2 separate regions of the Mus musculus genome follow, and region 1 is linked to region 2. Evidence: chromatin loops called from intact Hi-C (ENCODE). Cell type or tissue: left cerebral cortex. All regions are shown on one strand. Links, peaks and the distances in the headings refer to the core of each region. The heading gives the core; the rest is flanking DNA. Region 1 overlaps Gm12092 (predicted gene 12092). Region 2 has its middle 5.4 kb from the start of Rtn4.

Region 1 (5,380 bases), core at 110-5,109, 50 kb after region 2:
AGAGCAAAGGTATCATTATCATCATTTTGTTTTGTTTCAGTAAATTTCTAACAAGATGCCAGTTCCCTGACCTTGAGAGACACCCAATGATTCATTCCATGTGACTTATGTTATGAGCTTCTGCCCCACTTCTAGTTTAGGCTGATTACTGAATCTAGTTCAGGGTTATATATGGAGTCCTCTTCATCCCTCAACATACACACATACACACACAGATACACACACACACACACACACACACACACACACACACACACATATCAACATTTATATCAGTGGTTCTCAACCTGTGGGTGGTGACCCCTCTGGCACCCCTCTATGTCCAAAAATATTTGCATTATGATTCATAACAGTAGCAAAATTATAGTTATAAAGTAGTAATTAAAATAATTTTATGGTGGGGGGTCATCACAACATGAGGAACTGTATTAAAGGGTCACAGAGTTAGGAAGGGTAAGAACCACTGATCTACATCAAGTTCAATTTTTGCCAAGTCACGAAGAAGTTTAATGGTCTCTGAAGCCTTGTGACTATCCATCAGCACCAAGAGAAGTGAGGGATTCTGAGAGCATCGCGGTTCTGCTCTGACATTCCTCTTCCTCAACCTTTCTATCACTCATCAACTCTGGACATCTTATCTAGAAGCAACTGCCTGGCTTCCCTGCAGTTTAAAGTCTGCATTTGTATTTCCCAAGACGCTACACAAAATGCAAAACAGCAGCTAAAATTAGAAACAAAGGTGCTGGCAAGGCTCACTGTGTGGGGAAGGCAGATCATGCTGTGGGATAGGAAGGACTCAGAGGAGGAAAGGGCCTGGCAGGCAGCTGTGGTCTAACCAGTTTTATATCTTCAGAGACTCTGTGTGAGGTTTTTGTTCCTTAAAAGCTCCCTGACCCTGATTCATCGTAGCACATTCTTTGTGAACTGCAGTCACATTTCTTACAATTACCCAAGGTAGTTTGGTTTTCAGCATTGGGAGCTACAGCCTTGGTCTCTGTAGAGTGCTTAGCTAATGATGACTATCGAACAGAAGGCAATCTGCAGTTTTAAATGAATGCATCTGAAAACTTTTGAGAAAGTGTTGAGTCTATTTAAGAACAAGGAGCTCACATGATAGCTGGCCAGCTTCACCCCTCACATTTACTAGGTATGAGCAAATTGCCTCACAGGAGGAATACATATAATAGTACTGGGCTTGATAGGGCACTTTTCTTCACAGAGCTTATGTTCTCTCGGTGCAGAGTAACCAGCCCCACTTGGAACCATGCATACATCCCATTATAGCTGAGGAAATAGTCCGGCAGTGGTGACCAAGGGTGAAAAGCGAATGAGACAAGTGAACAGCTGCTCAGGGGTCTCCCAGGGTGGCACTGCTGGGGAGCAGGTGGAGCGCTGTTGAAATCCAGGGCAAATGGTTTGAACAGCTGCCTCCGCCCTTCCTCCTGTCATGGGAGACTACTGAGAAAATGAGATTGACCACGGGATCAAATCATAATGTTACAGAAGTGGAGGGGGCCAGGTTCATGACGAGGTGACATTTTCTTTCTGGCAGTGCTAGACACAGTGCTGGACTTTGAACATGTTAGGCGTGAACATGTGGTGTGACTGAAATTGGTCTGCATAGACTCATAAGGAGTGGCATTATTGGAGGTATGGCCTTGTTGGAGAAACTGTGAATAGGGCTTTGAGGTTTCAAATGCTCAAGCCAAGCCCAGTGGTACTGTTTCTTCCTGTTACCTGCTAAACAGATGTAGAACTCTCAGCCACTTTTCCAGCACTGTGTCTGCCTGAGTGCCACCATGCTTCTCACCACTATGACAATTGTCTAAGGCACTGAACCTGTAAGCCAGCCCCAGATAAGTGTTGTCCTTTATAAGAGTTGCTGTGGCCATGGTGTCTCTTCAGAGCCATACAACACTGAGTAAGACACTGGGTAAGTGTTCTCTGTCCGTATCCCTAGTTGGCTTCTTATTCTTCCTCCTCCCAGGCACTCACCAGATTCAGGTGCAGAAAGGTTCATATGGGAGTCCCAAAGCACAGCTTTGTTCCCAGCTCTCGTTTTGGCACAGTCATTGCTGTTAAAAGCAAGCCTATGGTTTGGTGTGGGCCATGTGCCTCCTGGACTGCCCCGTGGCCCTGGGAAACAGGCGATGAATGATTCCCATACCCACTGTGTGTTCAGAGCCTACCCTGCAGCCCCTGAGGAGGGCAGAACTGCATGGCAGCACCCAGGGAAAGAACAGCCTGGCTCAGGCACCAGAAGCAGATACTCTCAGGAGAAAATCAACTTTTCTGATATTTGTACTCAGCTCCTCCAAGAGGCTTTCCCAACACTCTTTCTCCCAATCCAAGGTGTGCACAATTAGGAAGAAACTACAGGGTGATATCCTGAGGACACCAGGAAAACTAGAGCCCAGGCTCTGTACCACCTTCCTTCCTATCCAGGATTGCTGAGAGGCCTTCTCCTCACCCTTGAACCGGCATCCTTTCTCCTTGCCCTCTACAGAAGATCAGCAAGTCATATTAGATAACTTGAACCTGACCACATTAACTTCAATACATTTTCAGCAGTTCTACTTTTTGAGTCTCATTCCAAAGTCCAGGGGGAAATGTCTGCGTGAAACTCTCAGGCACGAGTAATAATACAGTGTTGTTATAATTAGTGCAACAGGGAGGGAGGGAGTCATGCCAGCCCTGGGCAGGGCTCTGGTGGGCTGTGTGGGAGGCAACTGTCAACAGCTGTGGAGGAAAGCCTGTTTATTGTCAGCAGCCAGGAACAGAGAATCAGACAGACTCGGTCTCCAGATCACACCCACCCAGCTGCAGACAGCGGCTGTTGCTGCAGACATTGCATCCAACTGCAGGGTCTTTACTTGGGGATAACTCAGCCCACAAGGAAACAAAGGACGCCACCAAACAGCTGGGCAACTTCCCAGGGGGCCAGACAACCACACATTACCATCACAAAAGTACAGCATAGAATGCCCACTCCCACAGATGAAATCAAGCACCCAGAGCCAGCTCGAACTCCACACGTGTTCACGTGCAGCCATTTTGTGAATGGTTACATTCACCCAACACACACTGCAAACCTCTAGTGTGGGGCTGGAGACAAGGCAAGCACCAAGACCCCTGCTCTCATTGAGTTTACAGGAAAGTTAACTGCAATTAGATTGGTTATCATGTCACAAATGTTAGGGAAAGGTCCAGGAACCATGCACTCAAACAAAATCTAAAATGACAAGAAATAAGTACCTGATAGTGAACGACCACTGAGGGATACTGTGAAGTCCATGCTATTAGGGTCTCAGAAGATGCCAGCCTCAGGCCATCTCATCTTCTTCCTTTTAGCCTTCAGTCAACATCTGCCCATCTGGCTCATGTTCTAATTCATTCTCAGTCTCTGGAGCAGAAAAGTCTGAGAAAAAATAATTATAACCAGAGAGTCCATCAAAGTACCCAGAATACCTTGGGAAGTATGATAAACCCACTCATGCAATGGGGCCAGGGTAATTGTACTTTGACTGTTGATCCTTAGCTTGGCTCTTCCCTTCACAATGATATTCATAAGGAATCTCTCCTGAGGGAGGTCCAGCCCTCTTTGATCTTTATATCAACAGGGTTTTGGTTAGGCACTCTCAACCCCTAGTGTTCTGCAAACTTATTTCTTTTTTTTGGTTTTTTGTTTGTTTTTTTTTTTTTCCGAGACAGGATTTCTCTGTGTAGCCCTGGCTGTCCTGAAACTCACTCTGTAGACCAGGCTGGCCTTGAACTCAGAAATCCGCCTGCCTCTGCCTCCAGAGTGCTGGGATTAAAGGTGTGTGCCACCACGCCCGGCGCAAACTTATTTCTAAGGAGACTAAAAATATATCTTTGTCCCTCAGAAGGGGCACCAAATGATATATGTACCAAAGTACAGTTTCTCCAAAATTCAACTTGGAAAACCAATGACTTTATTAGGCTTACTCACAGAGCATGGGTAAGGGGTCATTTACAGTACATGGGGGCTACTTACTGCCCCTAGAGCAGTCACACTACTGAAAGTTTCCACCAGCACAGATGGCTACTCCCCCATAGCTGCGTAGATAGAATCTTCAGTTAGCTCTCTAGTACCTCCCCAAACCATGTGTGGATGGGGCAGAAATGCATCCAGCTGAGATCCAGTAGCAGCGTGGAGTCACACTGTTCAGGTGGCTGTTACACTCACTGGATAGTATTGCACAACATCTGGCTAGAACAAGTGATGTGCTAGGCTTGGTGGCCCAAGTTTGATTGTAATTCCAGGTACTTGGGAAGTTGAGGCAGGAAGATTGCAAGTTCAAGGCCAGATTGAGAACTTTAGTGAGACCCTGTCTTGTCCTTGACTCAATATACTGTGCCATCAAAAATAAATAAATAACAGCCGGGTGTGGTGGTGCACACCTTTAATCCCAGCACACAGGAGGCAGAGGCAGGTGGATTTCTGAGTTCAAGGCCAGTCTGGTCTACAAAGTGAGTTCCAGGACAGCCAGGGCTACACAGAGAAACCCTGCCTCGAAAAAAACAAAATAAATAAATAAATAAAGCAACAAAAGAAATATAAAAAGAAAGAAAGAGAAAGAAACAAAGAGGAAGGAAGAAAGAAAGAGAGAGAGAGAGAGAGAGGGAGGGAGGGAGGGAGGGAGGGAGGAAGGAAGGAAGGAAGGAAGGAAGGAAGGAAGGAAGGAAGGAAAAGGAAGGAAGAGGAATGAGGCTCAGCAGGTACAGGGGCTTGCTGCCAAGGCTGATGCCCTAAGTTTGAGCCCCAGGACCCACATGAAGACACCTGGCTGTGACAAATTCCTCACTAACCTCCACATGCACACCATCATACACGCACACAAGTACACTAAATAAATGGTTTGTTTGTTTGTTTGTTTGTTTGTTGAGGCACAGTCTCACTATATAGCCCTGAGTGGCCTGAAATTCACTATGTAGACCAGGCTGGTCCTGAACTCACAGAGATCTGCCTACTGGGATTATAGGTATGATTTTGAAATTTTTAATAGAATGTTGAAAAGGTACTCCAGTTTTTCTGTCAGTGTGGCAATCGTGGTGGCAGGTCTGACAATAGTCTCTTCTGATCACAATATACCCACTGTAAGTCCTGATAGCAACTCACAAGGCCCTACAACTTCGGCTCCTAATTCTCTCCATTCTTCTGCTTCTAGGCTCTCCTGGCTTACTATTTAGCTCCTTGACAGTTTTCAGACAACACACCAGGAGCACTGCATCCTCTGAGAGTTCAGATGGAATTCCCATCCTTCCTGCGTTCACCCACATACTTACTCTCTCACCTGGGCCGTGTCTTCACACAGATATCATATTGACAGTGGTAACATTCCTGGTGGCGAGATTCCCG
Region 2 (5,380 bases), core at 113-5,112:
AAATAAAAATTTAAGTCAGGAAAAGGAATCCCACTATCCAAATAGCCAGGAAATGGCTATTTACATATCTACCAACAGATGAATGGAGAATACAGAAGAAGTCCTGCACTTGGGAGGCAGAGGCAGGTGGATTTCTGAGTTCAAGACCAGCCTGGTCTACAGAGTGAGTTCCAGGACAGCCAGGACTGCACAGAGAAACCCTGTCTCAAAAAAACAAAACAAACAAACAAACAAAAAACCCAAAAACGTCCTGCTATGATGTATGAAGCTTTGTCAACTTCCCTGTGACAATCCACCTGTGCTAAATGTCATGTGTAATAACCAGGAACATCAATGAAGCTCATATAAGGGTTGGGTTTCCAGGAAAGTAGCCACTGACCCATGGCCCTGAGACACATTTTGAACAAACTGGATGCTGATATTGTCCGTCTCCAGGAGACCAGAGGGCCCAATGATATACTAACAGTGAATATTCCTAGCTGTTGTTGCGAGCAGGGACTCCTGTTTCCATATCAGCAGTAGCTGTAAAGATTGCACTGCTCCAGTGGCTGCTGAAGTCCTGAGTGGTCGGTCTGCCATCCAGAACAGGGATGTCCATTGCTTCAGAAACACAAATGAGTTCACCAAAGAGGATCTTCCCACACTGGATAGTGAAGGCCAGGCCCTCATTGCACAGTACATGGTAAGAGAAAGAAGACCTCTACCCTAATTGATATGTCCTGCCCCATGTGCATTCTGGGAAGCCTAAGAAGCTGAGGCTTCTTAAAGTCAAGTTTCTATGGGCAGATCTGAGCAGAAGCCTGCGCTAGCCATCATGTGACCATTCTCAGGGATCTGAATATGGCCCAACATCTCAGTCACTATTATGAGGCAGGCAACCTGGTATTCTTTTAAGGAAACCAGGGCAGAATTGAATAAGTAGCTTGCTCAGTAACCTGGGTACCAGGCCCCACATAGGCTATTTACCAATAGTTACCACTGTTCCTGCCAAAGCAGGAAAAGGCCTTCAACTACTGTTTGATGCTCAGTGGTAAGAGGCATCCCAACTACAACTCCTGGCTTGATTGCAGGCTCAGGCATAGGTTCCTGGTCATAAACACCTTCCAGGCCCCCATTCTGCTACCTGAAGTGATGGGCTCTGAATGCTGCCTGGTAGAAGCTATCTTGAACATGTTCTGAGTGCCAGCAAGATAGTGCCCAGACCCGTATACCCATTTCTTCCTCGAGTTTCTTAATTACTTCTTCTTGAACAAGAACTTGTGATTGGCAGTTTGTTCTGCCATCCAGCAAGCAAACCCAGGTCTAGAAGCAGCTAAACAAAACATGTTTGGGTTTAACCAGCCCTGGGAAAAGTCAGGCTGTCTCCACAAGAAGCCAGAAAAACCTGAGGAGCAGCTTCTGGCCTTCTCCAAACTTCCGATGTCATAACTGCAGATTCCAGAAGAGGATGCATTGGCCACAGTAGTATAAGAACAGCTCAGACTTTCGGAGGCTAAAGGTAAGAAGGAGGTACAGACCATGTTCTCTTTTTTTGTTTGTTTGTTTGTTTTGTTTTGTTTTTACAGAGACAGGGTTTCTCTGTATAGCCCTGGCTGTCCTGGAACTCACTCTGTAGACCAGGCTGGCCTTGAACTCAGAAATCTGCCTGCCTCTGCTTCTCAAGGGCTGGGATTAAAGGCGTGCCCCACTACTGCCCGGCCAGACCATGCTCTTGAAGACTATGCTAGGTATGGTCTCACTCATGCCCCTCTGAGAGGCCACAGAAAGCCATGTGTAGCGCATGCTGTGAAAACACTGGACCTACCCACCAAAATTCTGAATGTTTGTCTGGCTGTTGGCCTGGGAGCCCCTCCCAGGGATGTCTCCTCCAGGTCTAGCTGCTTTTTCTGAAGCAGGCTCAGGTGAAGCAGTTGAGGCCCAAGGATATGTGACATGGTCAGCCCTTGGAAGGTCCGATGCCAGCTTTTCAGTTTTGCCAGTTTTTCATCCTTCCTTCTTTCAAGGCTTCCTTTTCTTCTCTCTTTTCTTCCTTTTCCTGCCCCTCTTTCTCTTCACACCTCTCTCTCATCCTTTTCATACATAGGTAGTAGCTGTGCAAGATGCTATAACTTAAAAAAAATTTTGGGAAATGTATTTGTTCATAAACAAAATCTGTCTTTGTTTCAGAATAAAATGAAAATGTGACATAGATACACAAGGGAATTGCATATAGCTGTAAAGACAAGTGAAATGACATTTGTTGGGAAATGGGTGGGACTGGACATCGTGAAGTAAAATAACCCAAACACAAAAAACACAAAGACTGCCTGTTTCTCTCAAACAGGAAACCTATGTCCAGAATGATATGCATGCTGGGGACATGTTATCTATGTATGCTGGTCACAAAACTACAAAGGGGATTAGGAGAGAGAAGGAAGAGATTTGAAGGGACATGGGGGAAAGCAATGGCAATATATCTTACGGTTTTACTGCTGTGAGCAGACTCCATGACCAAGCCAACTCTTATAAGGACAACATTTAATCCAGGCTGATTTACAGGTTCAGAGATTCAGTTAATAATCATCAAGGTGAGAGCATGGCAGCATCCAGGCAGGCATAGTGCAGGACTGAGATTTCAATATCTTCATCTAAAGGCTGCTAGCAGAAAACAGGCTTCCAGGCAGCTAAGATTAGGGTCTTAAAGCCCACACTCACAGTAACACACCTACTCCAATAGGGCCATACCTTCTAATAGTGCCACTCCCTGATCTGAACATATCCAAACCATCACACAATAGAAAACACAGAATAGGAATAGAGAAGGGAGGCTCAGAAGGGAAGAAAGCTAACTAGCTTGGAATGGGGCAAGGGGTGAGAGGAAAAAATAAGAACATAGTTTAATGAAACCTAGTACTTTATAGTCACCTAAATATTTAATTTAAAAACAATGAAAACAAAAAGCTAACAGGCAAGTAAAAGAACCTAGGGCTGGGGCTATAGTGCAATTGATAGAGTGTGACCCTAGCATGCAGAGAACCCTGGGTTTGAGACTTAGGACGATGTAAACTACGGGTGGTGGCACACTTATCACCCTAGCAATCAGGAATGAAGGCAGGGGAGCAGAAATTCAAGGTCATTCTCTGCTACAATGAGAGTTCAAGGCCAGCCGGAATGTCGAGAGACTGTACCAAAAAAGAGGGAGGGAAGGGAGGAAAGGATTTAATCTCCTTAATCTCTTTAATTTTCTTTTCTTTTCTTTTCTTTTCTTTTCTTTTCTTTTCTTTCCTTTCCTTTTCTTTTCTTTTCTTTTCTTTTTCTTCCAGTTTTTCGAGACAGGGTTTCTCTGTATAGCCCTGGCTGTCCTGGAACTCACTTTGTAGACCAGGCTTGCCTCGAACTCAGAAATCCGCCTGCCTCTGCCTCCCAAGTGCTGGGATTAAAGGCGTGCACCACCACGCCCGGCATCTCTTTAATTTTCGTGGGACGTCTTCTGCGTTATTACATTTCCTTGGGCAATTTCAATATGCATGATTTCTCTTGTGAAATATATTTTGATCTAGCAAAAGATTATATTGGAGCCTGAAAAAATTAATTTTAATATAGCAACAGAAATCCAAACTAAAATATACCTATGCCCCTTTAGGCAAATAAAAACATGTCTTCATAAGAAACAGTGCAAGCTGGGTGTGGCAGTATACATCTGTAGTGCTGGCACAAGACAGGCTGAGGTAGGAGGACAAAAAGGCTAAGAACTAGTCTCAGAAAACTAAGCAAAAAAGAGGAAGTGGGGAGGAAGAGCACGTGGTCTCACCACCTGATGATACCACCTCATTATGAGGTGTTTTATCCTCCCCAGGAGAAACAGAACCAAACTCTCACTATCTTTAGGATAAAAATTCTTGTATTTAACAATGTATTGGGTAGCCAGGGATGATGTTGAACACTTGTGATTCCAGGTAGAAGCAGGAGTTCAGGGTCATCGTTGACTTCATAGAGAGGTAGAGTCAATGGCACCTGTGCTTTGTAGACATCTATCTTAGCACTTCCTGCACCAAAAATTATTCATCATCTATAACAAATTAATAAATCATTTCTTAATGCTAAGGAACACATAGTTTATAGTGTGTGTGTGTGTGTGTGTGTGTGTGTGTGTGTGTGTGTACAACAGGATTTCAAGAGAAGTACATAAAGTATTTGACACTTAACTTTTAAGGTAGAGAAGGTGTGGTGGTTTGCATATGCTTGGCCAAGGGAGTGGCACTCTTAGGAGGTGTGGCCTTGTTAGAGGAAGTGTGTCACTGTGGGTTTGGGCTTTAAGACCCTCATCCTGGCTGCCTGGAAGCCAGTCTTCTAGCAACCTTCAGATGAAGAGCTCTCAGCTCCTCTTGCACCATGCCTGCCTGGATGCTGCTATGCTTCTGCCTAGATGGTAATGGACTGAACCTCTGAATCTGTAAGCCAGCCCCAATTAAATGTTGTCCTTATAAGAGTTGCCTTGATCATGGTGTCTGGCCACAGCAGTAAAACTCTAATGAAGACAGAAGGAAAGACAGATATTTACAGAGGGAGCACTAGCTCCAATAGCAAAAAAGGAGTAAAACAGCAAAACTAAGGTCTAGAAAGATGGCTAGCTAGAGCAGGTGGGAAGAGTCAGAGAAATGATTGAAGATAAACTAGGAAGTCACTTAAGTGTCAGAGAAGGGATTCAAATGCCATGATACCAAGTAAAAGAATTATCTCTAAAGAAAAGGTCTTTAAGCAAAATGGTAAAATGACCTGATTGATAATTTATAGCAGTAATACTGATAAAGGATGGATTGTGGGTGCTAGAGTGAGGAAGGGAATATTAAAGATGCAATTGTAATGTTTTAAATAAGTGCTCCATAGCTTTATTTAAATGCTGTCGTTTAAGTAGAAGATAATTACCGCTTATACTTCAGGCAAACGCTAATGAAAGCCAACCCCAATAACATAGAAAATGGGAGGAAATAAAGTTGGAAAGTACTAAGATGAATTCACAGAATTTGGTGACTAATAAAATGAAGGTCTGATAGAAAAAATGATTCAAAGATTTATGCTTGGGTGACCTGATAAATTGCTGCTGCCTTTACCCAAGGAAAGTCAGGCAATGTAGTACAGTTTAGATGAGTCACACTGGAGAGAATACAATGATCTAAGCTTTAAATATATTCAACTTAAGTTGACGATGGAACAATGGGTTATAAATAATCAGAAAGCAAGTTGGGAGACGGCTCAGTGGGGAAGATTTCTTGCTGTGCAAGCCTGAAGTCCTGTAGAGTCCCCAGTACCCAAGAACAAAGCACTGCTTGAAGATGGAATTGTCACAGTAACTCTCCATCCCAAATATGCCCCGGCAATGAAAACACAACACAATTAATAT

What was found. A loop is a pair of places that touch in the nucleus more often than their neighbours do. Peaks named below come from ENCODE experiments on the same cell type or tissue, not always from the same donor. Only the 100,000 strongest peaks of a DNase experiment are listed, where the experiment ranks them.
Region 1: a loop joins it to region 2, with 2.1 times the contacts of the local background. A loop is called at or near these places in 4 of 42 quality-filtered maps.

The regions. Positions count from the first base shown.
Region 1 is chr11:29,634,473-29,639,852 of GRCm38, reverse strand. All of the region lies in intron 1 of Gm12092 (predicted gene 12092), which reads left to right. Among named protein-coding and RNA genes, the nearest start is that of Gm12092, 8.4 kb to the left of the region's middle. In left cerebral cortex, for the core only: no CTCF peak of the experiment used is centred there; DNase peaks (open chromatin) are centred at 817 and 2,724.
Region 2 is chr11:29,684,761-29,690,140 of GRCm38, reverse strand. It overlaps the pseudogene Gm12093. Among named protein-coding and RNA genes, the nearest start is that of Rtn4, 5.4 kb to the left of the region's middle. In left cerebral cortex, for the core only: no CTCF peak of the experiment used is centred there; no DNase peak of the experiment used is centred there.